Regions from separate parts of the Mus musculus genome. Here region 2 is linked to region 1. Evidence: chromatin loops called from intact Hi-C (ENCODE). Cell type or tissue: left cerebral cortex. All regions are shown on one strand. Links, peaks and the distances in the headings refer to the core of each region. The heading gives the core; the rest is flanking DNA.

The links. Hi-C counts contacts between places; a loop is a spot of excess contacts. Peaks named below come from ENCODE experiments on the same cell type or tissue, not always from the same donor. Only the 100,000 strongest peaks of a DNase experiment are listed, where the experiment ranks them.
Region 2: a loop joins it to region 1, with 4 times the contacts of the local background. A loop is called at or near these places in 13 of 42 quality-filtered maps.

The regions. Positions count from the first base shown.
Region 1 is chr5:113,570,779-113,587,255 of GRCm38, reverse strand. It overlaps Wscd2 (WSC domain containing 2), which reads right to left. Exons shown (of 9, transcript NM_177292.3): 6 at 14,843-15,017; 7 at 13,073-13,237; 8 at 9,793-9,993. Among named protein-coding and RNA genes, the nearest start is that of Gm42002, 24 kb to the left of the region's middle. In left cerebral cortex, for the core only: a CTCF peak has its summit at 6,796; DNase peaks (open chromatin) are centred at 7,596, 7,922 and 9,557; H3K27ac peaks cover 522 bases.
Region 2 is chr5:113,366,863-113,383,339 of GRCm38, reverse strand. No RefSeq gene overlaps it. Among named protein-coding and RNA genes, the nearest start is that of Aym1, 18 kb to the right of the region's middle. In left cerebral cortex, for the core only: CTCF peaks have their summits at 7,383 (motif pointing left) and 9,605; DNase peaks (open chromatin) are centred at 5,089, 7,369 and 9,612; H3K4me3 peaks cover 637 bases; H3K27ac peaks cover 283 bases.

The sequences.
Region 1 (16,477 bases), core at 2,955-10,954:
TTCTGCAATTGTGTGACACCGGGGATTCCGGGGACTTTTCAGAGGGTAGATAAATGCTTGAGCTTAGAGTGGGGAGAGTTGTTGGTTGTGGTTTGTTGAGTAGTTGTACATAAAAGAAGAGAAAGAAAAAATAATACATAAAAATAAATAAAAAGGAGAAAGAAAAAATAAAAAGGGGAAAGAAAAAATAAAAAGGAGAAAGAAGAAAAATTTGGATTCTAATGGCAAAGATCTAGGAGCCCTAAGAAATTTGACACACGTAATCGGTAGGAACTAGTCTAACCATAATAATATTCCTTTTTCCTTTCCTCTCTTGTCTTTTTTTCTTCTTCTTTCTGGTGTTAGGGGTTGAAAGGGTGGAAGAAAAGAGGGGAGAAGGGTGGAAGAAAACAGAACCCACACTGTAGCAAAGACTGTCTGCACAGCTCACTCTTGCAAATCTGTCTGTTGGAACTAACACCCCCCCTACTAGTAGAAACCTTTTGGAATCTATTAACAGACAAGACATGGGCTGGCGAGGTGGCTCAGCGGGTAAGAGCACTGACTGCTCTTCTGTAGGTCCCAATCCCAGCAACCACTTGGTGGCTCACAACCACCTGTAATGAGATCTGATGCCCTCTTCTGGTGCATCTGAAGATAGCTACAGTAATAATAATCTTTGGGCCAGAGTGAGCAGGAACTGAGCGAGCAGGGCCGACCAGAGTGAGCAGAGGTTCTAAATTCAATTCCCAACAACCACGTGAAGGCTCACAACCATCTGTACAGCTACAGTGCACCCACATACATAAAAATAAGTAATTAAATCTTTAAAACAAACAAACAAGACAGCTAGCTTCTACCAGCCCAAGGCTAAGAATATCATCAGCCAGCACCTTGGGCTGAAAGGAAATAAAACTTGAGACCTGTGATTCATGTAATGTATGTCAAATAGCCCAAAGAGTTGTTTGTGAGCTTTGAAACCTGGGGCTGAGAACACAGCAGAACAGACCAGGACATGCCTGGGCAGGCCCGTCACCTCCCTAGCTCTCACCCCTCTGACCTAAGTTAAATGTTAACAGGCTGCTGATGTTTAAATGGACCAATCATGTGAAACCGCGCCAATTCCTCCCCCAGCCCCACTCCTTTTCTATAAAAACCCCTAGCTTTCAAACCTGGTCGAATCCACTGTCTCCTGTTATGTGAGATATGTTTCGACCCTCCTCGTGTTGTTACATCAAGGTGTTGTGTTCTATTCATGATTCTTGGGTGCACGCCGAATCGGGAGTTGAATGGGGGTTTCCCCACTAGGTTCTTTCAGGGCTTATAGAAAGGCTTTCCCTGTCTTGTGGTATCCGCCTCTTTTAAACTGCCTGGGTTCGTTGACTGTTTTGTCAAACTACAAACACCTCATGAGCCTGCTTCCCAGTTGGAACACAGAATCTGGAGTAACCTATATCCGCGTTTCTGGGCCACGGTCACTCACTGGCTTCAGAATAAGCTCTCTCACATTCCCTTTAAGATGAGAGCTATGGTTTTTATGTCATCAGATATGCTGACATGTTAGGTTCCAAAAAAACGACCCACTTTCCACCAGAGGAATCGCCTGGATCCATTGAGCCCTGGCTGTCTGGTTTTGTTTCCTCAGCCGGGTGGTTGGTTGGTTGCTGAGTTGTGTCTGCCATTTGTGGACAGCCTATTTGTCTGTTCTGAGCTGGTTACAGATCAAGCTTTGGGAGGTATCTCTTTTTGTCTGCTTTCAAAGTATTTGTTTTAAAGTATCTGCTCTGAGCGCTTGATTGAAAGCCTGTTGGAAAGGTTTTGGTCTAACCTTTGGCTTGGTTTGGCTTGCTTGCGCCCAGAACTCTAAAGACATTTTAGATTCGGCTGTTTAGCTTGTTTTCCGATATTTCATTTGCCTGTGAAACTCTGATGGGATTTTGGTTTTTGTTTTGTCTTGGTTCTCCTTGTCTTTGAAATGTTTTGGTTTGTTAATTTTTGGCCTTTGTTTCCCAACTCCTCCTCAAAGGGTTAATTCTGCTTTTATTTTTCTGCTACTTCTCCTGTGACCTTTAGCTTAGGAGTTTTATGATCATCTGATGTTACAGCCCCTGGAGACAAGAGGCAACTGTTCCCTCTTATCCCACCCCACCCCACCCCAAAGTGTGCTGGAGTCAGGGGGAACACCTCACTACGTGCAGTGGGGGAAACTCAACAAACATGTTCCATTCTTTTTGTTAGGGTGTATTTTGTTTTTGTTTTGAGACACAGTTTCTCTGTGTAGCCCTGGCTGTCCTGAAACTTGCTCTGTAGACAGCTGGCTTCAAACTCGGAGAACAGCCTGTCTCTGCTAGGATGTTGGCTCTTTGGGAAAGATACATAGGAAGGTTTGTTCACTGCCTTCATGTTTGTGTAAACATGTAGGACAGCCACAGAGCCAGTGGGATAAAACTGACCCAAAACACACACTCCCTAGTTAAAGTAGACATGTGATTTTTCAAGAGAAAACAGAGAGGGAGAGGGGGTGGGGTGGGAGTGGGGGAGGGGGCTGGGGGGTCGGAACCAGGCCTCCAGAAAGGAGGAAGTGCCTGCAGATAAATGGCCATCTGGTCCTCTAACCGGCTCTATGGCTTGGTGAGTGATAATTGCTGACTAACTTGCAAGTGTTTGTGTGTGTGTGTGTGTGTGTGTGTGAGGGGGTGGGGCGGGGTAGACTAAAGATGACCAAGGCACTCTCCTCCTCCAGGTGTAGGTTTTGCGTTTAACAAAAGTCCTAGGCAATAAATGTCTTAAAAAAAAATCACAGATCAGCAGCCGCTTTAACTAAAACATAAAACGCTCTCTAAAAACGTGATCAAATTGGTAACTCAGAAGAGTAAGGAGCTCTTAGAGTCACGTGAGTCAAAGTAAATGCAAACAAACAAGCCCCCACCCCAACCAAAAAAACCAACCCCAAAAAAACCCAAAACAAAAACAAAATCACAAAAAATCCCAACAAACAAAAAACACCCCCCCCAGAAAAACAAAAACCATCCCAAGCCAAACAAACCCAGACCCCAAAATAAATCCCCAAACCAAAATCAACCACCACCACCACCACCTTTCTTAGAGGGGTTTCCGTCAAAACCAAGGCAAACTCCAAAAACAGCCGGCCCGCCTTCCTTTCCCTAGTCTGAGTCTTTTGAGTAGCCTGTTTCATTTAACTCTCATGCTTATGGGTAAGGGTCTTCCTTTCAGCCTCAAAGCCCCAAATGTCAGCTTGGCCTGAACTTGGGGGGACTCGTCCCTCAGGCTATTAACAGTAACCAAATGTCTCTGGCCCCTCTCCAGCACTCCTGGGGACTTAAGCTGAGACCCATCTTCAAGGGGAGTTTCCTGAATTTTCCTGTGAGGTCCTGTGTTCCTTTGCTTCCATGGGTCTAACAAGAAACTCTCTAGATGTCATGAGTGGCCCTGACACAAACATAGACATTTCTCAGACCCACCCAGCTCTGCCCCTGGGTCATTTGTAGTAACACATGGCTTTTCTGGGCATTGTCATCATAAAACTTGATCCCCCAAGTGACCAGTCTGGCAGAAATGAAGATATTCTCAAGAGCTATGTGACTAATAGACTGTGAAGCAAAGGACCCTAAGGATATAGGAGCTCCCCCAGGACGCTCATGCTGAGAGAGGGGAGGGTTGCCAGCTGGAAGGGAAAGTGTCTCCCTGAGAGAGATTTCAGAGAGTTCTGGCAACATTGTAACACCTTATAGACAAGTCTGAAGCCCAGACAAAGACAGGGACCAGACTACTCACCCCTCTCAGGTTTTATTTCAGGTCCCTAAAAACAAACTTGAGGGGTTTGCCAGATCTCATTGTCCCCCTACCCAGTGTGACCACATTAACTAAATCTCTTTCTTATTCTTTTAATGGCTCTTTCAATGGTTCTATATCTTTTTAAAAAAAAGATTTATTTATTATTATATGTAGATATACGGTAGCTGTCTTCAGACACCCCAGAAGAGGGCATCAGATCTCATTACAGATGGTTGTGAGCCACCATGTGGTTGCTGGGATTTGAACTCCGGTCCTTCAGAAGAGCAGTCAATATTCTTAACCGCTGAGCCATCTCTCCAGCCCCCCCCCCCCCCGGTCCTATATCTTTCTTTGGGACAATTAGCATGTCTTCAAATTTAAACATTTAAACAACATGAATAACTTTAAGAACAGGATATGATTCTTATAAAGATGTTACCTCCTTGGTCCTTATCACCGTGGGCTATGAAGTAACTATGACATACTCTCTCCTTTCTAGCATACATTTTTCCTAGTGACAGTTGCTGCCCTCCCCCAACCCTCCTCTCCACACCCCATCCCATCCTGTCCCAGACACAGATCTTTATCCCAGAGATTAAAAAGCTAGCTCACGTCTGTGCTTTCGACATGTCTTGTTTATATGAGTGTTTATATGCATACCAGCATATCAGGAATAGCTTTGAGCATCACTGTCTCTTTAAAAGTGAAGGAACAAAACGTGGGGGGGGGGGGGCCTCAAGATCTGTATCTTGGCAAAAAAACCCTAAATATGTATTTTTTGAATTGTCATTTTAAAAACTTACTTTGGGGTTGGCATAGAGATTTTAGAATTTACAGATCTTCTTAATGTGCTATACTCTAATTAGATATTTAATGGAATTATTAGACTCTTTTTAATTAAAAAGATTCATAAAGTCATGAATGCTAAGCTCTGTTGTACTCTGGACGTCTTATACTTTTGATGCCTGGAAAAGACCAATAAAAGGAAATGCTTTTTCCATTAGTGACAACCAAAACCAAAATTTACCCAAAAGCAAAACACTTCAAGATACTTGTCAGAGTGGCTTAAATCTCTAACAAATATTTCATTTAAATTTAGTCAGTGTCCTTTACCTGGATTTTAACTATTGGATCTTAAAGATTCCATATGTCCTATGGTTTACATTATAGCTTCCTGAACTTCCTTTTAAAATTACCTCATTAAAATTGTTTTCTAAGTTTTATAATAATCATAAGATCAAAATATATCACAAAAGGATTTTTAAAATGTATATGGTTATAATGAGGTTAAAATAATATTGAAGCTACAAAACTTAAGGTCAATTCAATACCCTGAGATAAATTTGATGCTTTTTTTAAGTATCGATTTGTTCTTAATAATTTTTACAAAAAAAAAACAAAAAACAAAAAACACTTAAAACAACAACAACAACAAATCCTTTGTTTATCCTTTGACTAAATGGACATTTAAACCTGGGATTAAATGTTCCCCAATTGAACAAAGCCTTTGTGTTTTGAATAGTCAGTCATTGCTTTAGTCATTTAAAAATTATTTAGAGAGTTATGTCTATCTGGAATGTTCCTGCTAAATTCAATAATGGTTGTAAGACTTTTTGGTGAACATTTACATTTGTTTATTCAATTTGGACTATTAGTTAATGAATAACACATAGTATTGTAAAATACTTTTAAATGGGATAACTAAATTTAAAGTTACAGAGCCTTCCTCAAAGGATAAACTAGATGATTTCATAAACAGAAAGAAAGAAAGAAAGAAAGGAAGGAAGAAAGAAAAAGAAAGGAAGGAAGGAAAGAAGAAAGAAAGAAAAAGGAAGGCACCACATCAAAGACTCTATTCTGATTAAAAGATTAGGTTATATCTAAGTACTTCCAACATATTCCCAAACTATACTATGAAAATTTTATAAAACATATATAAAATAGATTTTGTTTTCAGGACAGGGTTTCGCTGTGTAGCCCTGGCTAGCTTAGAACTCGCTCTGTAGACCAGGCTGGCCTCACACTCGAGATCCCCCTGCCTTGACTCCTCAGTCCTGGGATTAAAGGCATGTGCCACCATGCCCAGCCTTATAAAATAGGTTTGTGGTATGTATAATTTATGTAACTTATTCATACCATAGGTCTATGATTTCCATTAGTATATTAATTATAAAGGTGTATTGCTGGATTGTGATTGTATTTTCACTATATAGATGCAGGCAGGAGTTAACTCTACTCAGTCTCCACAGGTATCTATCACTACTTTGCCATCATTTAACAGAATGGGAAACTGAGGCATAGAATAAACAAGGGGCTTTTTAAGATCACTTAGAATGAGAGGCAGAGCAGGATCTGGGAGGTCTGGCTGGCTGCGCCAAGTGGGACTTTTACTACCAAGGTATTGTAAGCAAGGTCAGCTCACAGGGAATGGTGGGCTGTAAACAGGGCGTGGCTGAGCTCACATTGGCCTGAGCCCTGCAGTTGTTCAATACTCGTGGCTGTTGTCCTCACTGATTGAGCTTTCTCAAGTATGACGTCATCACCCCTGGCGGGGGGCGGGGGGGGGGGTCACACAGGCTTCCTTTGGGCTCCCCAGGCCTCATTCTTCCTGATCACAGGGCGAGCCATTACTGTGTGGTCACCCTGCTTACGCATCTGTCTCCACCGCACCCTGAGCCCCTGGGGGTGGGGTTAGGATTGTTGTTAAGTCTCTTGTTGTGGTCTCTCTACTCAAACTGTCATGGACTGTCTCTTCTTGGGGGTGCTCATCAGCCATCTTGCTATGTGATAGAAAGTCACCTGACTGGGAGGGTGCCTTAGATAGGTTACATGGCATGAACTTAGGGGTAGTTGTAGAGCCGATCTCAGGGAGAGCTGCTGAGGCTCAGGTGGGAGAGAAGCTGGGAGGCGGCCAAAGGTGGGCACGGGATGCTGCAAACAGCCTCAACGCAGTGGAGAGCTGGAGAATTCCAAGAGGCAGCACACTGGGGGCTTAAATGGCAGAGGGTGCAGTTCTCCTCAGTCCCTCTAGAGGGAGCAGCGCATAAGAGACCGGTGAGTCTCTCCAGCTTGGTTGGGGGACCTTACAAGCCTCCTCAATCCTATCCCCTTGCTAGGCGACAGATCCTTACCAACCACCCCATTGGAAACTACCGTATGTTCATCACCAGGAGGGAAACTGAGGCCCAGACAGGTAAAGTGAACAGGTCCCACAGCAGGGAAACACCATCCAGTCCACCTTGTCTTACACTCTGGCCCTGATTCTCTCCTGCCACGACCAGCCTTATCCCTGGCTCCTTCCCACAGCCTGATACCCAGCAGGAGCTGGGGGTGGGGGGATTCGCTGCTGAACTAAATTGAAATTTCCAACAGCTAAATTGCACCGTGATGAAGGGCTGCTGTTCCTGACAGAACACATCGGAGCTGTCCTTAGACGCCCCTCCCAGTCCCCTCCTGAAATCCCGCGGCTGCTTGAGAAATATTTATGCTGACGACAGGTTATTTTTTATTCTTCAAATAGATTATTTACAAGGCAGCTGACTAATTGGGCCCGTACTGTTATAATGGGTTAGGACCAGATGTATCTGGGAGATTAGGGAAAGTTTAAGCATACACAGGGGCTCCTTCCCTCTCCGTCAGCCTGTCCCTAGTTCTGATCACCTCCTGGTATCCTCGGTGACTCAGGACAGCTACTACCATCCAAGAAGAACCCCTAGGTGAGGTCACCTAGCACCCCACAGATCTAGACTTCAGGTGAGGCCATATGTAACCCTCTTGAAGACATTTGCCTGGTGTGTCAAGATGAGCGTCTGATCCTATCGCCTGCAGCTCTTGTTCTAGGGGGGCTGTCTATAGATGACTCTGCAGTCAGGTGCCCAGGGCTGGAGACCCTGTTCTTCTCCACCTGCACTGGGTGATCTTGTTGGTGCTATTTGCTCTCTTTGGGTTTCTGTGTACTGATTTGCAAACAGGCAGCCTTGATATCTTAGGATGATAAGCTTTGCAAAGATCCTGAGGAAGTACCAGGTGCAGAAGAGTAACTGCTGCTTAGGACAATCCCTGCTGATGGCAGCTCCCAGCTTTTCCTGAGACTCCCCACATGTGCCTTCCTGCTGGCCTGAGTTCCCCACAAAAGCATAGCAGCTCCCTTAGCTGTCCCGAGCTCTCCCATACCAGATGCGCGCCCACACTATTCCAACCCCCACCTCTCAAAGCTCCTAAAGGACTCCATTGCAAAGGAGAACAGAAACAAAAAGCCCTCTGCTAGCTCAGGGCTCCTGGTAATAATTGGTCAGCACCCACAAATCTGGAAACAAAGGTACCCTGAGGAGCCGCAGGGTGCACCTGTCTGTGCACAGCCTGGCGGTCTTCACTCCAGCTTCTTGTCGTCAGGAGGAACCAGGCCCTGATTAATGGTTTCTTGGTGCCAGTTCCCCACGGAGTCATTAAACACAGGATCTGTTTCATTAAACAGATCCAGGACAATTCACCTTGTGTAATCATATCACATAAAATTTCGCCTCCGTCCTGCTCCAGAGGGGCTGTAAAATTAACGTTATAGAACGAAAGTCATGGGGGGTGGGGAGGCTTATCTCTTGGCTCTGATCAGGAGAGGACAGGACCACAGGGACTGGACACACTCGGTGGCTACGTAGCCTCTGCTTCTCCCAGGTCAGGGTGTCCCAAGGCAGGTCTCAAAACCTGTGAGAGCATTGGAGCCCCTGAGGAATCTGGTTGGACACAGACCCTCAAGTTTCCCAGATGACACTGCCGCAGCTGGTCCCCAGCCACATATGAGCAGTAAGGGTTTCAGGCAGTGAAGTGTGTGTGTGTGTGTGTGTGTGTGTGCGCGCGCACATATGTGTAGTCTGGAGTGGAGCCTGATGATTTACATTGCTAATGAGCCCCCCTGTTGTTCTGGTGCCTAGGGTGTCAAGGAGAGGAATGGGTGGGTGGGGTGGAGAATGGGGGCCCTGTTCTGGGGAGAGCGCTCTTGACCTGAGAGGGGTTTCTGGGGCTAATATAGCCCCAGTATGAGATGAACGTGGACTGATCCTCTACTCGCCCTCTGTTGGTTTTGAGTTGGCTCAATGCCCTGACTTGGTGTTGGTCTAGGGGTTCAGGGGTCTTAAATAAGGAAACAGGCTAGCAAGGTGGCTGTTGGGAAAGTATACTCTTGGGGACGTGGAGGCTGGTGTGGGGGTATCGATCAGTGCTTGGGTTGGGATCCTAGCTCAGCAGACCTGGGGTGCGTACCAAGCCTATATACCCTGCCACAAGAACAGTTCTTCCCTAGTTCCTTGAGGGTTTGACAGAGAGAGGGGTTGCTCAGAGACCAGTTGATAACCCCTCCTCCCCTTCTCTCAGTCCCCAGGAAGCCTGGGAAGATGAGAGCTGGCTAGCTTGACTGCTGTGTATCCTGTGACCTTAGTGGTCTTTGTCCGGTTCCTCGTTAGTAAAGAGAGAACCAGGGTTCGGCTCAGACCCAGATGGGTTTGAATTCCGTGTTCCAGCCCCTGTCTGCTCATTGACACAAGCCTGCCTCTTCACCTAGCATAGGGCCCTGCTTGCTGTGACACCAGCGGATCCACTGGTCTCTCTGAATGCAGCAGGTTCATTACAGTGATAACTGGTCACACAGCCGTAGGCTCACACAATCACATAGGCTGGGGCTAGACACAGACCGTGCCATACCCAGGAGAGGACCCACAAACATGGTAATCCATGCCAGCTGGGTTCGACTAGCAGTGCCTCGTGGCAATCCATGCCAGCTGGGTTCGACTAGCAGTGCCTCTGTCACTGTAGCAAGAACCATAGCTGCTGGGAAGAGGGTGAACTACCCAGGCTTTTGCACCCCACAATTTTATCACCCCCTCCCCAAGTCCAGAAAGTCAGAATCCTTAGCTACTGGTGCTCGGGTGCCTCTGCTGCTCAGAACTGCTGCTTTGCACAGCTCTCTTAAGAGCTCCTTGCTGATTACCCGCACCTCACACTGTCCACGACCCTCCCTCCTGTCACCTTTGCCTTTCCAGTGGGCGTGGGCGGCAAAGCCTATGTGGCCTCCATATTTGCGGTTGAACTCAGCCATGAGGGCCTTGTAGGGGTTGCGGATGAGCAGAATGGCTGCGTCGAAGGCCTCGATCTCCTTCTGGCCGCTTTCATGGGTCTTGATGCAGATGGTCCGCCCGCTTCGCCAGTGGTCCCGCTCACCTTTGAACCCTGTGCCCAACCCGAGCCGAGAAGTTAGAAGCTGGGGAGGTGGGGGTGGGGTAAGAAGTACACACACACACACACACACACCACCTTGTGCTTCCTCACCATCTTCTTCACTTAGCCCTTCCTCCCTTCCAGTGTGTATTCTGAGCACCTGCGGACAGGTCTCACATCTGATATGCCCATGCTGGAGATGGTCCTGAGGTCCAAGCCATCCTGGTTATAGTGTGGGACTCCAATCTCCAGAAACCAAAACCAACAAAACAGTAAAGGAAACTTTCCAGCACCCGAAGGAAGGCATTCATGATGTCACCAATGGTGACAGTATGGAAAGTCACTTCCCTGTGTCAGGGAGGCCTAAGATGCTGTGTCTTGGACACCATCATGGTCTCAACCTAGCATGACACTGTGGAGATTGAAAATAAACCACACTGGTGGAGAAATACATACTCCAGAGTCTAAATGCTCAGTAGACGGGAGTGGTGCCGTTTGGCAGGCAGAACATTTGCTGGAGGAATTTTATGTCCCTGATGAGGGACAATGTGCTTGGCTTCTCTGAGGAATGTTGTTGAATTCCCCACCAGAGCCCCCGCCCCCCACACCCCTGTTTGTTTGCTTTCTTTCTTTCTTTCTTTCTTTTTTTTTTTTTTTCGGTTTTTTGAGACAGGGTTTCTCTGTATAGCCCTGGCTGTCCTGGAACTCACTTTGTAGACCAGGCTGGCCTCGAACTCAGAAATCCACCTGTCTCTGCCTCCGGAGTGCTGGGATTAAAGGCGTGTGCCACCACACCCGGCTAACACACCCGTTTTCTAACAGACCCATCAACTCCACTACACAGACATGGAAATTTGAAATATCACTTTTCTGAATCAGTTATCTACTAATCTGAGGAGCATGTGACCCTCAGCCACCAAGGAGCCGCTGGACAACTGCTCCAAGCCCTGGCCTCAGAGCTGCAGAAAAATATTCTGTTTTCCCTTTTCTCTCTCCTCACAGCTCCAACATCACAGGTTAGGTGTGTCCGAGGTCCCTGCCTGTCATCTGGTTGTGTTTTTTGGGAAACCTCTGTGTTTGGTGCTCTGACTCCTCCTGTTCTAAATAAAGAGGCTAAGGTGGGGGAGAACCTGAGCCCAGACCCCATCTGCAAGGCTCCATCGCTCTCCGAAGCCAGGAGGGGAGCTGGGGGGAGGACCAGCACTGGGTGTCGGGGGCGGCTGCTTCACTTCCCCTCTTTCAAGCCACTGAGGGAGAGCCAAACCTCAGAATCTTCTCAATGTGTCTAAAAAGCAGGGTTCACTAAACTTGACACAGGAGATGAAAACCCTTTAGTCCCTGGCCTCTGTGATCCCATGGGTCCCTTCTCTGAGGGCCGAACCTGTGTAGCCAGAGCAGTGAAGATGAGCCTACCCACAATGCCTGACCCGGTCCCAGCCACCAGCTTAAAAAAACAGCACAGCTCCAGTTCTGCTGAGGGTTTGGGTTCAAATCCTGCTAGGAGCCTTACACATAGTAGGCACTACCTCACACATAGTAAGTGCCGATTAAATGAGTTGAGAAATCCAAACTAAATACAGAGAGCTGGGATCTGGAGGCACAGGCCCTGTGGTTAGTTTTCGTAAACTTGACACAAACTAGAGATGCCCAGCTCTTAACATCTCTGCCCGGCTCCTACACCCCTTCCCTGCCCCTATACCCCTGCTGGCTCCTACATCCCTGCCCCTACACCCCTGCAGACCCTCAGACCCCTGTCCTGTTCCTACACCCCTGCCCGGCCCCTACACCCCTGCCCTGCCCCTACACCCCTGCCCTGCCCGTACACCCCTGCTGGCTTCAGCCTCCCAAGCCACCCTGTTCCCCTCCCACCACTCCCCTTCGGTCTCTGCCTCCCACCTGCTTTCTGTCCTGAGAATAGTTGCTGACCATCTTCTCCTTAGCTGAGCCATAATAGCAAGGCCCATTTCCCATGTGCTGAACTTGTCCTGTGCACCAACCCATCAACTTTTGCATCAGTCTCACGAGGCACAGGCTGTTAGCCTTAGTAGGCACATGATCACAGGACCAGAGAAGTACAGTAGTGTGCCCAAGATCACACAGGCAGGAAGCATCCCGCCCCTAAACACTGCCACAGCCACAAACAAGGGTTGTCCACACATAGATGTAAAACCCGTACCAAGGAGAGTGTTTCCTGTCCAGGGCCAGCCTGATTTCTAGCTCCCCAGTAAGAAGCCCAAGAGTAATAAGGGGCTGAGGGTGAACTAGGAAACAGTTGAGCACACTCTCTAATCAGACACTAGAAAAACTGTGACTTTGGGGTAAGTTATTTCCCCATGTTCAGACCCACTTTTTAGGGCTGGGAGTGGGTAAGAGGGCAGCACCTGTCACCACTAGCCCAACATGGTATCTGGGGGTGGCTGAGATTCCTGCCACACAAGTCGGTGTTCCATAAATGCATCTTGAAGACCACCCATGGGAAGCACATTTCCGATGTAACGGTGCCTGGTGAATGTCTGTGAGGAGCATCCAAATAACGCATGGCATGCAGCCAATGCTGTAGGTGAGATGCCTGGTAAACAGTTGGTGCTCAATAATGCCCCAAAGGAAACAGCTATTATACCTCTATCGATAGCATAGAGCTGATGGTGTGTCAGTGTCTGGGGTGCCCAGCACATATTAGGTGCTTAAAGGGTATCTGTTAGTCTGCAAGCTCAGGGGAGGTACCAAGACAGGAGACACATGGTGTGTGTGTGAGTGTGTGTGTATGTGAGAGTGTGTTGTGTGTGTGAGAGTGTGTTATGTGTGTGTGTGAGTATAAGTGTGTGAATGTATGTGTGTGTGTGAATGAGTGTAAGTGTGTGTGAGTGAGTGTATTTGTGTGAGTGTGTGTATGTGTGTGAGTATGTGTATGTGTGAGTGTGTGTATGAGTGTGTAGGTGTGAGAGTGTGAGTGTGTATGTGTGTGTGTGCAGTGTGCGCGCATGTGTTTGTGTCAGACAGAAGAGGGAAGAGGACAACATGAGGCACGAAAGATGAGGCCAGGTGTGCTGCGTGGCACCCGTTTCCCTCACCCCACCCACCTGCCCCTCACCTTTGTTGTACAGAGAGCCATCAAAGTAGTAGCTGCCAGTGTAGAAGCCGGTGGCCAGCTCGATGAGGTGGCGAGCCCACGTGTTGCCAGCGCCCGGGAAGCTGGCTAGAGCGATGAGCTTCTTAGACTTGGCTGGGAGGAACCGTCTGTCCATACAGCGGTTGTCTGGGGAGGGAGGAGAGGGTGACACACAGGGGTCAGCACCGTGTGCCCTAGAGACAAGGTCACAGCGGGAAGAGGAGACTCTTAAGTTTGGCCTAGCCGTACAAATATCTCTTTTTAGCTTGCAACATCTCAGTGTTGTGTTTTCTAGGCTGTGGAACCAACAGTCTCGACTGCCTCACCCTGACTGACTTAACACTGGGTGTCTCTACGTCCTTGGACTGCAGTCTCCTCTCCGCAGGGAACAGAAGTGAACATGCCACTCAGTCCAAAATCTGCTGAGAAACTTTGGGGAGAAGTAAAGTCCTGGATCCCAACTCTGCCCTATTTTGCTGTGCGGCTCTGGCCATACTGATCAACCTCTCTGTTTTAGTCACCCATTTGTAAACTGGTCATCACAGCATGCATACCATCGTGCCACTGGAGGGTTAAACGAGTTAAGCCTGGTAAAGAGCATCAGGCACATAGATTGTTAATGGTGTGGTTCCTATCAGGAGAACCAGGGTTTATTGTGTAGTAGATGCTTAATAAGTGACACATAGAGACCATCACCACCACCACCATCATCACTACCGTCCCAGTTTTCTTCTCTGCTGCTGTGATAAAACACCAAGCAAAGGAACCGTCTCTTTGGCTCACACATCCCAGTTCCGAGGGAGGTGAGGGCGGGCACTCAAGCAGGAGCAGAGGCCAGAACCGTGGAGGAAACTGTTTCCTGGCTTGCTCAGCTTGCTTTCCTATACAACCCAAGATCATTTGCCCAAGGGTGGGTGGCACCACCCTCAGTGGGCTAGAGCCTCCCACCCAATCATTAATAAAGATAGCACCCCACACCCATGTCTATGTGCAATCTGATGGGGATGTCCCTCAACTGAGATCCCCTCCTCCCAGATATATCTCGGCTTGCGTCCCGTTGACTGAACGAACAAACACAATTGCAACCATCACCTCCCAATCCCCTCTATCCTCATCACCACTGCCTCGTCCTCACCAGCCCAGCCATTGCCGTCATCCTGGCATCCCCTCGGGCAGTAGAGGGATAAACAGTCAGTGTGGGCTCCCCTGGCAAAGGGGCAGAGATGGGAAGGGAGACAGATGAGAAGAGGAGAGAGAGACAGAGAGACAGAGGAAAGGAGGAGGAAGAGGAGGAAGAAGCAGCAGCAGCAGCAGTAGCTGCTGCTTCAGGAACGTCAACAGAACTCTGAAGCCAAAAAGGACCTTGAAGGCCAACCAACCATCCACAGCTTCATTTCCCACATGGAGGAACTGAGGCCTGGACAGGGGATCAGGGCTATCCAGGATCACACGATGGGTCTGTGTTGGAGAAGAGGAGACCCTGGGCTCGCTCTCCACCCAACATCTCTGCTTCTGCTATCAGCAAAGAGTCGTCTCAGTGGTGAGGGACTGAGGGACAGACCCTGCTCTGCTGGGCTCCTTAAAACCTTCCTTCAGGCACCTCCCTCGTGTCTCATACCCAGGAGCCCTCAGGCCAGGCGAGTTCAGCACATCCCTCGGCCCTCTCAGTCACTCGCTTCTCACTGCTGGCTTAGGGACCAACTGGCCATGGCACATCTGGGAAGGAGGGTCAGTCGAGCTGGCCTGCCTTACCTTGGACCTGTGTCTGGTACACGATGAAGTAGCTGGGGGTCCCACAGCTCTCGAACTCCTCCGCGCTGCACTTCTGGGCACACAGTTGCTCATCCTCCCGGTCATGAAGAGGGAACCGTGTGGTGGGAAAACCACAGTGGCAGGCAGTGCCAGCGAGGGCTGCCAGGGGGAACTCCTGGCCAGGGGAGCAGAGGAAGAGTCACCCAGTCCCATTGCAGCCAAAACCACCTCCTCCTCCTCGGGCCTTACCCGCCCAGTGCTGGCGGCTTTACTCCATCCTGGTTCTGTGTTGCTTGCTTATCTGTTCCCTTACCTGAAGTAAGACTTCAGGAGAGACTTGGCATTCATAACCAGGAAGGGCAATGGAGAAGCAAGCGCCCGCATAGCACATTCCCAGGTGGCAAAGGGAGACCCACAGAGTGTCCCCACCCTCCCCATCTGCTGGCTCCATGGTGAGGTAAAAAAAAAAAAAAAGATTGCAGAAAAGTACTGTGTGGGGATTGAACATCTGGACCCTTTGCTTTCCCTCAGCGATCACCATAGCAACACCTCACACAGCCTTAGTACCAAACTGGGGGTTAGAAGTCACCTAGAGCTCGTGTAAAGGAATCAGAGGATGTGCAGAGCCTTGCTGGCTCAGTAAGACCCATGAGTATCCTGGGTTCCAGGTGTCCACAGGGCTTGCTGGAGCCCAACCCCAGCGATACAAAGTGGCCAGTGTTGGTAAATTCTCCCCAGTCCCTATCCCCTGTGAGAGAGTGAGCCTTCAGTCAATGCCATCTTCTCCAGAAAAAGGGATTCATTTGAGGGCCGTGGTATAGAGTGTCAGACTGGGCTGGCGCCTTCCCCCTGGGGCACGTGTGAGAGCCAAGAGGGGCAAGTCTCTGTCCATCATGGCTCTGTCCTTCCCGTGACAATGCCACACAGTGCACGTTCTGGGAAGCTCTGTCAAGACCTGTGCTGTATATTATCAATGGACCCGGCATCCACGGGCACGCCACACTGCACACATAGAGGCCAGAGGACAATTTGCAGAAACCAGTTTTCTCCTACCATGTGGGTCCTGGGAATCAAACTCTTCAGGCTTGGTAACAAGCCTTCTTACCCACTGAGCCATCTTGCTGGCCCAAATCTGTGCCTTTAAAACCAAAAAGCCAGAGATGTGCATGTGGGCATACCAGAGCTGCCTTGGGATGCTTCCTTTGCCCTCTGAGTAGCCAGGTTATCTCTGCAGACACAGCCCAGCTTTCCCGCTGGGTACAGGAAGACTCGAGAGAAATCGTACTTCGCACCTAGTGAGCTCTATCCCCACAGATCTTGCTTCTTTCTAAGATATTCTACAGGAGTTTCAGAGAGAAAGGTGGCACACAGCGGGGTCCCACTCGGCCGCCCTGGGCCACCACTGATGATGTCGCTTAACCAGGCGAGTTTAGTATCCCACCTCAGCTATCCTCAACCTCATACACCCTCACCGTTAGACACAAGCAGGCAACTCCTCCTGCTCTGCGGCTCCACTGCTTTGAATCCACGAACCGACACACTACGTCATAGGTGTATGCCCCACGACATACTATGACCTCATCATAGGTCGCGATCTGTGAGTAAGCCACCCTGCTCCCCCCGCATCCCGAGGGC
Region 2 (16,477 bases), core at 3,930-11,929, 200 kb after region 1:
GAGCTGTCAGACAGCTTTAAAAACAGAGCCCTCTCTCCTGCCTGTGCTTCATAGTTTGAGTCGGAGAGGAAGCAAGCTCCTATATCAGCATTAATTAAACTGCCACAGAGTAACCGCCACATTACTCTACCCGTAAATCCAATTTCTATCTGCTGGGCAAGAATCCCCAGGCTGTAGCAACAAGGGCCGGAGTTTTATGGAACCTTTAAAAAAAATTCCTCCGTGCTCCCGGAGGGTGCTCCCCACCGCTCTTGCATCGTGGAGAACGTCTCGATGAGTCGTTCCTGGAGAAATGGCTTTTCTCTCGACACTTTCTCCTTCTGTCTTAATTTTTAAGATTATACTTTCATTAAACCCTTAAGGAAAATGGACTGGAAGAGTGCTCATTAAGCAGGGAGAGCCACATAAAAGGGAGAGAGAGGTAGATTTTCCCTTAAAGCTACCCACACAATTTGCATTAATGAAGCCTCCCTCTCCACCATCCTGCAGAGCCTGTGAAGAGCACTCCTTAGGTTGAAGAGAGCCCCTTGAGGGTGCGGTGGGCGAATGGGTATTTAGGCAGCTAAATAGTTCTCAGGTCTCCAGCTGGGAACCTTTCTTCCTAGGAACTCAAAGCTTTTGGTGCACTATGGCAAAGCTCCTCCCTCCCTGGAGGCTGATGCTCCAGGACAAGGGGGTATCATCCTGCAACCTTCTTGAAAGAAGTGGCCGTGCGTCCTCTGTGAAGCTGTGGCATTCTGTGCTTCACAGCCCAGTGTCTAGCCAGAGCTATTTACACACACACACACACAGAAACCCACTCACACACACATGCATAGAGACACATGCACAGAAACACACACAGGCATACATTCACATACATTCACACACACACACACACATACTCACACACACACACAGAAATCCACCCACCCACACATACATAGAGACACATGCACAGACACCCACAGGCATATACCCACAGACACACACTCACACACACTAACACACACACACATTCATGCACACACACACTCATGCATGCACACACACTCACACAGAAACCCATTTACACACACATACATAGAGAAATGTACCAGAGACACACATAGGCATATACTCACAGATACACTCACACAGACACACACTCACACACATAGACACACTAACATACCCACATACATTCACACACACATATGAGAATACATACACAGACACACACACACTCACACATACATACACAAACACAGACACAGATGCACGCAAGCGCGTGCGCACACACATATACACACCTTGCTTCTTTGTTGAACTTCAACTTGAGGGTTACCTCAGACAGTGACTGTGGGAGGAAGCATAGGACTCCAGCTGAGCCTCCAGAGCTGCCCTGAACTCCATATCTTGCATCCACGCTCTCTCCATGTCTGTGAACCAGTGAGCAAGCCAGCAAGCACCACCCCCTCCACAGTTACTACTACAAGCTCCTGCTTGAGTTCCTGCCCTGAAGTCCCCTAATGATGAACTTTGACCTGGAAGCATAAGCCAAAGAGCCCTCAGGTTGCTTTGGTAGAGAGTTTACCACACAACAGGAAGTAGACAGCCCAGCATCTACTTGCTGAACCTGACTGGGCAGCTGCCCCACCCTTTGTCTGTACCATGCAGTGTTCAGTGGTGAATGGGGCCGGTGGCCTGCACAGAGCTGGGTGTTTTGAGAGAAGCTGTGTGAAGTGAAAGTTTCTGGTTGTGTCGTGGGACATGGACTCACGTGTGCTTGGCTGAGGCAAGACCCGTGAGAGGACACGTGATATTTGGAGAGAGAGACAGATGGCCTCACATCTTCTTCACTGATCTTCACTTCATTGAGAGGTGAGACAGGGAACTCCTGGCATTCTGGCTGGTCCTGGTTGCTCCTGCTGACTTGAGCTAATTTGGCGGAGGCCTAGCGGTTTCTGCTGGATCGTGCTGCCATTACTGATTCATGTTTGGTGACACTTTTGAACTGGATTTGGTACCCTGACACTACTGAACTGGATTGCTGGTATCCTGACAACAGAGATTAGAATAGCCCCAAAGAACTACTTCTAAACAGGTCTACATCTCCTTGTTCTCCAACCTTTGGACAGTGGGCGAGAAGTTGGGTGGAAGTGTTTGAAAACACTTATTAAATGTAGGTTCTGAAAAAGGTCTAAGCCTACAGCTGTGTGTTGTGAGATAGCTCTAGACCCCCAGAATTAGGAAATACCAGATCCAAAAAGCCTGGGCTCTGCCAACACAAGACACCCAACACCTCAAAGCCTCCATTTCCTCTGCTGTGGAAACAGTGTTAGCATGCTAATATAGCAACTCTGTCCTGCCAAGACTAAAGATTACTAAGTTGGCACATGAGAAAGATGAATAGCCAGGTAGTGTCCAACTGCAGCTCCTAAGGGGGATGCTTTGGTCTCAGGTGTGCGAAGGTTAGCCCAACAGACCACCCAATACTCAAACTCACATCTCTCGCTCCTTGGCAGAAGGACCTCACCTGCCATAAGCCAGTCTGTCATGGGGCACCAAGCATACCTCCCTCAGCAGGGACCTGGCAGCCATGAATGAGTGTGTGGATAGTCCCAGGCTCTGTTCATTCCCCCTAATATCTCCCAGGGGGGTGATTGATGGAGACAGGAGAAAATCTATAGTCGGGTGACAGAATGTTTACTACCAGCCCTCTAGGAAATGATTACTTCGAGGTAATTTTGAACCTCCACACTATGATGCAGTGTCTCATATTTTAAACGGCAGTGAGCGGGGAGGAGATCGCTACGGCAAGACCTTGTATTTCACTACTTACGGGGGGCCTGAGGGAGGGAGGAAGCTGCAGGGGAGACAGAAGCAGAATTGAGGGCTTTGCACTCAGCCCTGTGGAAGGTGCAGAGGATGGACTTTTAAGCCTGCACCGCCAAGGATGCTTAATGCCCGCTCTAAAGTAGACTGCCCCTGGGAGACGCCACGGTCAATGCCAGAGATGTTCTAGACCCTGAAGCTTGAATTAGGAAGGTTGTAGATCACTGAATAGCTGCCTCTGGAGGCTGGGTGGCTTTCTTTGTCCTCCTCTGACCAGGGCTGTGTCCGTGACACAGCAGATTCGGTGGTGTTTCTTCTCCCTTCCAAATGGACCTTCCTAAAGATAGGCTCACGTAGGCCAGCCGAGGAAGAGCTAAGAGGTCAGAAACCGGTTCATCTGCCAGATGCATCACAAAGGTATCAGGGCAATCAGGGAGAAAGGATTTGTATAAAAGGCTGGTGCTGGCTTAAGTGGATATCGACATGGGCTGGGGCTGAGGCTGGAACATTCTGAGCTCTGCCTCACACCAGCCACAAAAGTCAATTCCTAGTGATTACATGTCTACACGTGAAGACACAAAGGGAAGCTTTTAGGCAAACACAACAGAGGTCTGCGCTGTGTTCCTGCAGTCAGCAAAGACTGTTAAACACCGCACCGAAGTGTTAACTAAAGGGGGAATGTCGGAAACTTGGAAAACAGCCGTCACTGTTACTAATAATCAAAAGACACCATGGAGGGAACAAGAATTCAGCAGCGGGTGGAGATGGGTATTTGCAAAATCAAAGAAGGCCTTTCTGAAATAAAAGGAACTCTTAGAGATTGTCTTAAAAACACGTCAGTGCTGGGAAGATGGCTCAGCAGGCAAGAGTACCTGGTATGCAAGCCTGGGCACCTGTGTTTGAATCTTCACATTCCTTGTAAGAAGCTAGGGTGTGGTCAGGGCTGGGTGCTCATCTACAGCCCCAGCCAGAGCTGTGGGGGAGGAGGCATGAGGATCACTGAGACTCGCTACTCACGAGTTCAGTGAGAGACTCAAAGGCAGAAAAGGATGAATCAGGACTCCTAATGTCCTCCTCTGGGTTCAGGGTACAAACTCTCCCTCACACATGTTCGCACACTCACACTCCACACATATGTCCAGACACACTCCACACACATACATGTCCACACACTCACATTGTACATACATGTCTACACACTCATACCCCCAACACATACCCACACACTCACGCACCACACTCATTGATCACACACACGTGTTTGCACATCTTTATTTCAAGCTTCATCCTGGCTTAAGGTAGCCTACTGCTCAGGAATCTTGGGCACAGATACATTTCACACACATACACAAACACACATTCACATAGACACACATACAGACAGACACATAGACACACTCATAGACATAAACACACAGACAAACAAACACATTGCATGCAGACACATACACAGATACACATATGCACACTTACAACATACATATATACATACATACATACATACACACACACACACACACTCTATACATATACATATACTCACACACATACGCTCACACAGGATGAACTTACTTTCCTGAGCTTCAGTTTCCTCCTCTATAAAATGGGATAACAATGGGCCCAGCGCACACAGCACTGTAGGAGTGAGCGCAAGACTCTCCACTGGTTGTCCATCACACTCATTTCCGGTACCGCCCCCCCCCCCCCGCCAGATCTTCACTTCATGCTTCTCTGGTGTCTCCCTTGGTTACATTCTCCCCCAAGTCCCTATGTTTCACCATGCTGCCTCTCTGGTCTCTCCCACTTGTCCTTGGCTTCCAATGTCTGCTTGGCACAGCCTAGAGTTATATGGGAAGAAAATCTCACTCAAGGAATTTACTAGATCAGATTGACCTGAAGTCATGGGGATTATTTTGATGGGTAAATGGTGTAGGAGAACCCAGCCCACTGTGGGCAGCACCATTCCCTAGGCAGCCAGTTTGGAACTCTAGCTGATCATAAGCCAGTTGGGCGGGCAGCATCCCTATGGTTCCTGACTCATTTCTTTGGCTGTGAAGTGAGTTCCTTTGTCGGAGGCAATGCTGTGTAGAGCAGCAAATTCCTGTCTGGAGTTTCCGCCTTCCTTCTATGATGGAGTGGGACCTGGAATTATGAGCCAAATAACCCATTCTCCCCTAAGTTACTTTCTGTCTGGACATTTGTCACAACAACTGAAAGTAAAGCAGGCTAACCTTAGCAACAGGCACACGCTGTCTCTGCCCACGATGCTCTCTCCAGCATGTGCTGCTGGCTCCCACCAGTATCTTACAGGGTAGGTCGGTGAGTGGATGGGTGGGCAGGTGGATGAGTAAGTGGATGGATGAGTTGGTATTATGTATGGATGTATGCTTGTATGGATGCATGTATGTATGGATGCTTGTATGGATGCATGTATGGATGAGTGTATTGGTGAGTTGGTATTATGATATACACATATATATGTGTGGATGGAAGGATGAATGGATGAGCTGATAGATTTTATATATATACATGTATATATATATATATATATATATACACACACACATATATTTTCATGCATATATGTGTGGATGGATGAGTTGGTATGTATGATATATACATGTATTTATGCATTATGTATGTATGTGTGCATGGATCAGCTGGTATGATATATGCATGGATGGATGCATGTATGTATGTGTGCATGGATGAGTTGGTATGTATGATATATGCATGTGTGGATGCATGTATGGATGTGTGCATGGATAGTTGGTATGTATGATATATGCATGTGTGGATGCATGTATGGATGGGTAAGTGAATGGATAGCTTATGGCTGTAATTCTCAACCTTCCTAACACTGTGACCCTTTAATACAGTCCCTCATGTCATGGTAACCCAACCATACAATTATTTTTCTTGCTACTTCATGACTGTAATTTTGCTAATGCTGTAAATCATAATGTAAATATCTGTGTCTTATGATGATCTCCAGCGACCCCTGTGAAAGGGTCTTCAACACCCGCCCCCAAAGAGGTCATGACTCACACGTTGGAAACTGCTACCTGGAGTTGCCTGTTTAGAGTGAGGTCAGACAAGTCACCTAACTTCTGGGGACCTCAGGTTCCCTACCACTTGTGAAGGTGCTTATTGCAGAACTTGGGGGCAGAGAACCACACAGTGTCCCTGGGTCTCAGAGCTTCTCAAGCAGAGGTGAGCTCTCATCAGCAGTGCCAACACTGGGGTCCCAGCCTGACCCAAGAGAGCCACCTTCTCTTAATACTAGAACGTAGGCTCCCAAAGCACAGCCTCTGATTGGCTCTCTTGCTTCTGTCTAAGAGAGTGCATTCCTTTTGGTCAACGCCTCTGGCTGTGACCCCATAGAAAGTGTCTCCCTTGGGAGTTGCCCATGGCCACTTAGCACCTGTAGCTCTGAGCTCCACCTCTGGTTCCCCCCACAGCACCTCAGGAAGGCTGTGATGGTACAGTCATGGCCTGGGGCTCCTAGCCTCCATCCAAAGCCAGTGCCTACACTGACCCAGGATTGAGATTCCAGGGGTTCCCTCCAGCTGTTGTGAGAAGAGTGCACTGGCTAGGCCTGATGAGATTCCTCTGTCCAGGAGCTCTGAGCTTCCGGCACACAAGAATAGAGCTGGCACACACTGTGATGTATTCTTGTCATTTATTGTTTGTTTGTTTTTTAGTGCTGGGGAGGCAGAGAGGACAATCCCTTGCTTGCCAGCCAGCCAGCCTAGTGAACCCAGCAAGCCTATACCAACGAGAAGCCTTGTCTCAGAGAACAATGTAGAAAGCACCTGCAGTGGCTGACACAGGAATACTAAAGGTCGACCCTCAAGAGTATAACTCACTCTTCATAGCAGCTACCACTCCCTCACAGCCTGGCTCCTTGAATGCTAACTTGACTCAAGCTATAGTCATCTGAGGGAGCAATGCCTCCATAAGATCCAACTGTAGGCAGGTCTGAGAGGCATTGTCTTGATTGATGGTTGATGGGGGGAGGGCCCAGCCCACTGTGGGTGGGGCCATCCCTGGATGGTAATGAGAAGAGCTGAGCAAGCTACGAGGAGCAAGCCAGTGAGCAGCATCCTCTGGCCCCTGCTTCAGTTCCTGCCTCCAGTTTCCTCCCTTGAATTTCTGCCCTGACTTCCCTTGATGGTTGACTGTAAATTGAAAGCTGAAATAAGCCCTCCCCCCCCCCACCCCCACCCCCTGGCAGGCAGAGCTGTAAAGACAGGATTAGAGGAATCTGGGAAAGAGATGGTGGCAATCTGGACTAAACTGGTGGCAAAATGTTTTCATTACATTGTTTGCAGTGGATATTTTGACTACAGCTATGGAAAGGTGGGCAGAGATTTCTGGGCTCACAAACTTCAGTGAGTTCATTGCTGTTTTGCACAATGTGCTGGGACAAAACGCCATGGCTGGAGGGATGTGACCATCATAGTAGACAGGAAAGGACCTGGGATAATGTACACTGCAAGAGCTTCCCTGCCCCCACGTGACTTCTTTCAGTCAGACACTAACTCCTAGTCTCCACAACTTGCTCCCCAAACAGCCCCACCTGCTGGTAACTGGTTGTATTACACACGAGCCTGTAGGGGAACCTTACAGATTCAATCTCTGACTGGAAAGATACAGAGAGATTTGGAAAGAAGAGATCCCTTCACACAGTTGAGTGAGGGGCTAGGGGAAGGGAGAGGCAGTGATGCCTGGAATCATCTTGTGTGAACCAAACTGTGGGTATTCTGTTCTGTTCATCGACAGGGAAACCCTGTGGAAATAAGCGGACCTTCACCCAGTCCACTGCCCAAGCCGTGTCCCCTCCTCCTTGCAAAGAGATCAGAGCTCAAAGATCCAGTTCACTGGTCAACTCTGCAGATCTGGCTCAAGAAGGCCAGTGCAGCTCCGGTTGTGTTTGCTTGGCCGTTGGTTGGACAGTTAGTATCTATCCACAAAGCTCCTTGCAAGGCAGAAGATGCACCAACAATAATTAAAAAGACGAGCTGGCCCGCTGGGCCCTTCAGTCCTGGGTGAACACCTATTGGGAAAGGGCACACCTGTAGTCCCAGATACTTAGGGACTGAAGAAGAAGGGTCATGAGTTTAAAAGAGGGAAAGGAAAGGGAGTGGGACTAGGCTCTGTCTCCACATCTGGGAAATGGGGATCCTTGGTCCCCCTCAGAGCTGTCATGTTACAGGAGGCACCACAGGGCAAGCTCCGCTCTGTGAAGGACAGCAGTGGTACTGGGGCAAATCCATTCTTGTGGAGAATGACCCTGGAACGCCCGGGAGTCACTTGGGCCTTTCCTCTCTAAATCTTTTTGTTGTGGTTTTGTTTTGTTTTGTTCTGTTTTTTTCAAGACAGGGTTTCTCTGTCTTGTGTAGCCCTGGCTGTCCTGGAACTCACTCTCTAGACCAGACTGGCCTCAAACTCAGAATTCTGCCTGCCTCTGACTCCCAAGTGCTGGGATGAAAGGCGTGTGCCACCAGTGCCTGGCCTTCCTCTTTAAATCTTAATCTTCAATTGCAGTTTCTATTTCCTTCTCCACTAGTGTCTGGCCTCCTTTTTACCCAATAAAGCCAAACACAGACTGGCATGTTGCTTTTTAAAAAGAAAAAAAGGAGGAAGGAAGGAAGAAAGGAACAAAGTTATAAGGCAGAGAAAAAATCCTTCAAGCATTCATTGAAAATTGTGAGCCTGTTTTGGAAGTAAGAAACCAACCATCGGTTTGCTCCTCCTGGCCTTCATCCTGAGTCGCAAGCCTTCCACCGTGATTCAAAACCCCCCCTCCCCCACCCCGGGAATGGCTGAAACATTGTTTTTCTCAGGGGAAATGAATCTTGGTCTGAAACTGAAGCTGACAGCATTCAGGACGCTCTCTGAGCCTGCTCTGGACACTTGCTGTTCTGCTGTGTGCAGAATCAGACCTTCATGCTGGGACATCTGAATCTATTCACAGGAACTCAACAGGATGTGCGGTTAATATTCTGACTATGATTAACCCCCCCCCAAAAGCTCTGGCCCCAGTTCCTTCCCTGCTCCCCTCCGAGGGCCCAGCTCTGCTGAAATGCATGTGGATTCGATCAGAGGGCCAGATTTATAGAGGCTGCCGAAGCCTGGCGTGCCAGCAGTCATAAGTTATATTCCTATTACGGCGTGGGCAATAAAAACTCAGATATGTATTCTGCTATATTTCGAGGAACCTTTGCAAAGCATCTGGGCTGCCCGTGAGATCTTATCCAGAAAGATGTCTCCTTGGTGGCCTGGAGCAGCCAAGGCCACTTTTGAACCTCAGTGCTGGGGTAGGTAAGATCAGTCAGGGTCCCCCTGAGATAGAATCCTGGTCCTGTTCCCTGGGGATAACAGGCTGTGTGTGACCTAGGCAAGACCCCTAGTTGCTTGTGCACACTGGAAATAGTATCCTCAGATGGTCTCGTTTACTTTTTAAGTAAGTAACTTTCTGACTCCAGTTTCTACCCAGTGCATTGTGCCCCTCTAGGAACCTTCTCTGTACTATAGTCCCACTGACCTGCAGTCAACACTGGGCTGAGGGTATCACATAGGAAGTATCAACAATAACTTATACACATTGTTGTACACAATTTGAGTAGGATGAGCAAAGCCTCTTGACATCCTACTGGAGCCAGAACCATTCCTTTGGAGGCTGGAAAAACTGGTTAAAAGCCCTGGCTGCTCTCCCAGAAGACCCAGGTTCAAAGCCCAGCACTGAGGTGGGCTTTCAGCCCTCTGTAGCTCCCGTTCCAAGGGATGCAGCACCCTCTTTCGGCCTTCCGAGGTACTGCATGCACAAGGAGGCAAGACACGGGTACCCATAAAGTAAAAATAAAGAAATCTTAAAACAAAAGAAGATAGCGGAGTCCAGACTGTCCGTGGTCGCTCGCAATAGCAACGGAGGCAGGTTCTACTCACTACACGGTCACGGTATGGCTGTTTGTCAAAGACCTGCTCGATTTACGTGCACCTCACTAGGTGCAGGGAGAGCCATCTCGATGGCGGAGGGGCCACGGTAACTTCCTTTTCTCGCAGCATAGTATGTTAACTGGCGGTTCTTATCGCTGTTGTGGATAGCGCCCAGGATGTGAACAGGGCGTCACCACACATACAGAGAGATGGCAGGCAGTCTCCTCATCTTCAGCCATCCTCTGGTGGTCTTGGAGCACCTCTCCTGTGGATGTGGGGGAGGGGGGTACTACGTAGCTGACATTATTTCTTCGCACTCCTGACGAGTGACAACCACCCTTAAGTGACTCCGCGCGGTGGCTGGGAACCGCTGGTGTGTGTGGAAGTAAATTAAAGCAACCCCGAGGACTGGGAACCTGAGCCCGGTCTAGCAAAGAGGGGGGCAGAGTCAACCCCACCCCCACCTCCGGCTGCTTCAGTGAGCATGGTAGCAGCTAGAGACTGGCAGAGGCCTTTGTCGGCTGCTCCCCTGATGGCAGGCTATCCCTGCTCCCTGGAAGATAAAAGGCCCTTCAGGCTGCAAGCCGTGCAGAAAGGCAAGCACCTGAAGCATCCAGCGTGGTTGGTGTGTGGCTGGTGATTGGGTGTGTGTGGGGGGGGGCGGGGGTCTCTTTGTATAGTTTCTGAAATTCTCGTGCCGTGTGTGAAGAGGAAGAGCTCTAGGTCTTCAGCAAATGCTGGGGCGCTGATCACTATGCAAGGGACCCCAGCAGGACTGCTGCCCCAGACACTGTGCGTAACCCTCAGGGGTTCTGTGGGTGCCGTGACGTGATAGGTGTGACAAGCCCTGCCTAGAGAGATATGAACATCATTAACTTCCTGAGTTCCCAGTGACAAAGCACAGCCCAGTCCAAGTTCACCCCAGGGAGCCAGTTTCTTAGGTTACTTACAGATCTTGAGTCCAGGGTCATAGAAAGGACTCTGGGTGACCCTAAAGCATCAGGAGGTCTGTGTCCCACACAGCACCCCATCCCTACCCCAACCCACATACACACGCCAGCTGCATGAAGATCATTCCTGTTAGTTTTCCTACCTGTGTACTATAGCACCTCTCTGAGACCCTGAGGACAATTAGGGACAAACTGCACTGGAATGATCTGGAGGAGTGGCTGGACATTCAGTCTAAGGTCCCATGACCCGCCCCAGTCCTCCTTCTTTGAGGAAATGTCAACAGCCCACAGGCCCAACTGCGATACTCTGACAAAGATGGCGGCTGCTCAGAGGACTAGACGGACCAGACAAAGCAGTCCCATCACAAGCTCAGAACTTCTTCTTGTGCGAGTGGCTCAACAGTCCTGAGCCTCGGTTTTCCCATCCGGAGAGTGGGTGAGTGCTCCCATTTCATAGAAGTTCTGAGTGAATTTTCCATGTTCTGTGATGTCCCCCAGCGCCCACTGCCCACCATTGCTTTGGCTGACTATACTGTTTGAAAGTCTTTTAGGTCAGCGGCCCGAATCTTGAGTTGCAATGACCGCCAGCCAATGAAGATTTGCCAGGAGCCTCCTGGCTGCTTCCTACGGGGGCTTGTTAGGATGAGTCTTCCGTTCACGGGGCTCACGGGGAAGGAAGGCTTTGCTTGTGAGCAAGTTCTGTGGGTGCTGGGAAGGGGAGGCCATGATAAGAAACTGGATAAGATTCTCTCTTCCTTTCCTTTCTTTTTTTTTTCCTTTTCCTTTTTCTTTTTCTTTTCTTTCTTTCTTTTTTTTTTTTTTTTGTTTGTTTGTTTTTTTGTTTTTGTTTTTTGAGACAGGGTTTCTCTGTGTAGCCCTGGCTCTCCTGGAACTTACTCTGTAGACCAGGCTGGCCTCGAACTCAGAAATCTGCCTGCCTCTGCCTCCCAAGTGCTGGGATTGGGATTAAAGGCATGGGCCACCACTGCCTGGCTTTTTTCTTTCTTTTCTTTTTTCCTCTCTAAGAAATAGATGCTAAGGATGAGAGACTGCCGGGAGCTCACAGCAGCTGCTAGGACCTGAATGGATCGGGCTGGGTGGGATTCTAGCTGAAGCAGATGATCTCCAAGCCCCATCCATGCAGAGAAACCATGTGGAGCAGATAGCCGTGTGGGGGAGCGTTGCTCTTTACTGAGGGTGTGGTCACTGATAGGCTTCCAGTGCTCCCGTGGATGCCCTGAGCCCATGGTAGGTTAAGGAGCTGGGCAGGGTCTGTGCTGGTAGGGCCACAAGGGGAGGCGGAGGGCGGAACGGAGGTAGTCGGTGCATTCATATGTCATTGTCCGTGGGTAGGAAATTCTCAAGAGTGAAGAAAATTTTAACACAGAGCATGGGGCTAAGGAAGCATGGCAGGGGCTGTACATGAGGAACACTAAGCCAACAAAAAAAAAAGTGTGGCAAGCTACTGGGGTCAGATAAAGCGAAGTCCCATGATGCCCTGGCCCCATGGTGGCCACTTGTATCTTCTTTCTTCCACCCTTGGACCTTCTGTTCTGTTCCCCACACAGCAGGAGCTCGGTTTCTCCTGTTCATTGCTCCCTTCTGCCATGAGCACAAAGCCCCAGCTCTTTGTCTTGTCCTAAAGTGCCCTGCTGACCCCTGCTGACCCCTGCTGACCCCTGCTCTTCTGGCTTCAGGGTGCCCAAGGTGGAGAGGCTGAGGTTTCCTCCTCAGCTGTATTCTCTGCCTCTCCATCTGGGCCACCATCTTTCCCACCCCAGGGCCTTGGCGGGTGCTCCTCTGTGTGCCTGGGAGGGTCTTCCTTGAGCCCTGTCCTGTCCCCATCTCCCAGTGACATCTCAGCTCTGTCCAGCTTCCTCACTTGGGCACTCCTTGGGGACACACACACCCTCACTCTCTTACATACTGCATTTGTCCTGGTAGGTTCTCAATACATCGAATGAATGAATGAATGAATGAATGAATGAAAATATGAAGCTAAAGCATACTGACTGATTCTGAGCGTGCTAGGCACGGGGTCCTCACCTGTGCCTGAGGCTCTGGGGAGTGACACCTCCCACCCCTCTCCCCATGTTGCTTCCTCAGAGAAGCACACACTCCTGTCCATTTTCTCCCACGGGGGCTCTACCACCTGATGTTCCCAAAACCTCCCCGAACAGCACAGCTGGCTGGGAGCCCAGCTTCTGAACACTCTGAACTGCCAGGGGGAACATTTTACATCCAAACCACAGCACCATTCTGATGGCTGTCTGTGCTCGAGCAAAAAAAACAAAAACAAAAACAAAAACAACAAAAAAAAAACCCTCCCCATCTCTGACTTGATTTTCCCATCAGAAAAATGGGACCAATACTCACACCCGAGCAGACAGTACAAGATCTGGAATGCCGGCAGTCCTGCAGCTCACTGTGTGGCCCAGGCTGGCCTCAGACTCTTGCCTCTGTCTTCCCAGTGTTGAAATCACAGTCAAGAGTCAACACAGCTGGGCGGTGGTGGCGCACGACTTTAATCCCAGCACTTGGGAGGCAGAGGCAGGCAGATTTCTGAGTTTGAGGCCAGCCTGGTCTACAAAGTGAGTTCCAGGATAGCCAGGGCTATACAGAGAAACCCTGTCTCAAAAAACAAAAACAAAACAACAGCCAAGTCAACACATCTGGAAGTTCTGGGGTTTTTTAAAGTCCCGCTCTCTTCTGGGTATTTACTTGGACCATGGGAACTGGGATCTGCAGAGCTGTCTAAATATGGCTTCCTCTCTCCATCTGGGCTACGGTCTCCATTATCTGCCCATTTTACAGATAAGAGGCCCAAGCATCAAGGAATTCAGGCTAAGCCCCAAGTGTAGAAAACTGCACTGTCATGTCCAAAGGCCACTCAACCTGACTGGAAACCTGTTCCCTTCCCACCGCACCTGTCAAACAAGACGGACTCACACAGAGCTCCAAAGCTGAGAGCAGACAGGCCCTGTCAGGGGGAGCTCCTGCTGCCTCTGGCCACAGCCCATGGGATGGAGGCCATCCACCTCGCTCTGCTCTAATTGCAAGGCCCCTCCGCAGGCAGGCTTGGTAAACGCTCCGCTCCTGAGCTGACGGCTTTGGGGGCCCTCCTGTCACCCTGTTTTACAGCCCTCTCGTTGAAGAGCAAAATCTGTATTGATTTTAGAACAACTCAAGCTGTAAATTACTGGCCATGATCGGCTTGGTAACCCTGAGATGAGAATCTATTGACTGGACCGGGGGCTTAAATCTAATTATCGTCCCAGGAAAGCCATTGGCAGAGCCGGCTCAAGGCCTGCTCGGAAGGGAACGCTTAAACAGCCAAGAGCTACATGGGGGGAAAAAAATCTAGCACGATCCCAGGGGCTCTGTCGAGCCTAAGAAATTCTGTTGGCCACCAATCAGCCTTGGGTGACTTCTGTAATTACCAACGGTGATATTGTGGGGCCCGGTCAAGTCTCATAGCTTGTTGCTCAGCTAACAGAGGTAGCCTTGATGCATTTCTATCTGTTCCTCAAGAAGGAAAGGAAATAGCCTTGTGAGAGGCTTTGACCAAGGTCACACAGCTACCCCGGAATATAGACCTTAAACCCGCCCTTCACTGCTGTTTAAATGCAAGCATGGGGCTGGATGGACCAGTGGTTAGGAGTGCTTACCTGAGTACAGTACACCACCTCTGTGTGGTGGCTCACAGTCACCTGGACACGAGGTGGCGTGAGAGCTGCTTTAACAAGAATGGCACCTACAGGCTCATATATTTGAATGCTCAGTAGCCTGGAGTGGAATTGTTTGAAGGGATTAGAAGGTTTCGGAGGTGTGGGCTTGTTGGAGGGAGGGTGTCACTGGGGTTGGGCTTTGAGGTTTCACAAAGTGTATGCTCATGCCAGGGTGTCTCTTTTCTGACTCCAGGTCAGGATGTAGCTAGCTCCCAGCCACTGATCCATTGCCTGCCTGTGTGCCACCATGCTCCCTGCTGTGACAATAGCAAACTAAGCTTGTGAAGTTGTAACACACACACACACTCTGCTGGGAACCGTGTGTGTGATTAGCAACGCCCCAAACACTGAGAATGATAGTGTTCTCACATCTTGCCGAAGGCAGGGATCTGTGAAGAGGAAAAGATAAGATTCAAACAGAGCCAAGGATTAAGCTCTTGGGAAATCTAGATAATGAAGAGATGAATCTTATTCGCACGGGTGCTCGGTACCACAGAGTTCTGACTGGCTTGACACGAAATGAGGGTGCCAGGAAACTCAACAGATTTGTACCCATGATGGGGCAATGAGTGAGTTTTTACTTCCACCCATACTTGGGACTTCGGTTCACTCAACAAACATGCACACACACTGACACACACACACAAACACACACAAAGTGGAAGAGCAGTTATCAGATAGCTCCCACGTAGGAGTCTTCACAAAGGTGTCTGTGAGCAGACACCATGACCAAGGCAAGTCTCATAAGGACAACATTTAGTTGGAGCTGGCTTACAGGTTCAGAGGTTCAGTCCATTATCATCAAGGCTGAAGCATGGCAGCATCCAGGCAGGCATGGTGCAGGAGGAGCTGAGAGTTCTACATCTTCATCTGAAGGCTGCTAGCAGAATACTGGCTTCCAGCCAGCTAGGATGAAAGTCTTAAAGCCCATACCTACAGTGACACACCTACTCCACAGGGCCACACCCACTCCAACAAGGCCACACCCACTCCAACAAGGTCACACCTACTCCAAAAAGACCACACCCACTACAACAATGCCACTCCTCCTAAGAGTGCCACTTTCTGGGTCAAGGATATACAACCCATCACAAATGACTTCTCTGTCCATGGTGATGGTGGAAGGTGAGTGTCCCTGTAGAAAAGGGGAGACCTCAGGTGAGGTCCCAGCTATGCACTCCCCACTGTCTCCAGCTACATGTGGTCCTGGGGTGTGACAGAGTCTAGGATGCAGACATTGACTGAAGGATGGGACTCTGCTCATATGTCTGCAAGATTGTCACTCAAGTTAGGGTCACTGGATGGCTGGTGTCTGATCTGGGCATGCGCAAAGTTAACGTGTGTTACAATTACAGGGGCATGACTAGATTTCAGTTTTTTCCTTTCTCTAAGTCGTGCTTAAGAAAGAGCACGCGACCTGCGTGGCGAGGGGAAAGTTGTCTCGGTGTTTGCAGTCTTTTGTGAAGGAGTTACAAGGGGAGTAGCCTGCGGATGAATCCCAACACGAGTTACCACCAGTTAACAAAAAAGAATCTAGAGTTTGGGATGCTGTTTCTCGGGCTCCTTAAACCACTGCCTTCTCTAATTCTCAAAACTCACTTTCAACCTGAACATTATTTCGGGTCTTGTGTATTTCCCAGAGTAGTTGACTGAGCTGTGGTACTTCTGAGGCCCACACGCCCTCCCCCAACCACAGGATGCTCCCGGGTGGTCCCAAACATACAATGTGTGTGCACTGTGAGTGACTCAGAGATTATTTTGAGGAAAAATGACTTGTTACAAGCCAGGTTGGCTGTGGACTTCTGACTCCCCTCCTTCACACTCTCCAGTGTTGGGTCAGCAGGACTGTGTCACTGTACCTGGCTAAATGCTGTGTTGCTGACAACAAAATTCCCACCAACGTGGCTACCTAGACGTGTGCTAGCAGAGTCAGCGATGGTCACGCGAACATGGCTGGAGTGTGGGCGTCTGAGGACTACTGTCAGCCTTCCCGGGTCCAGTGGTCTCAGGAGTGATGGCCTAGAGGAAAATTCTACCTCACGTGCTTCAGAAGCCTCTGTG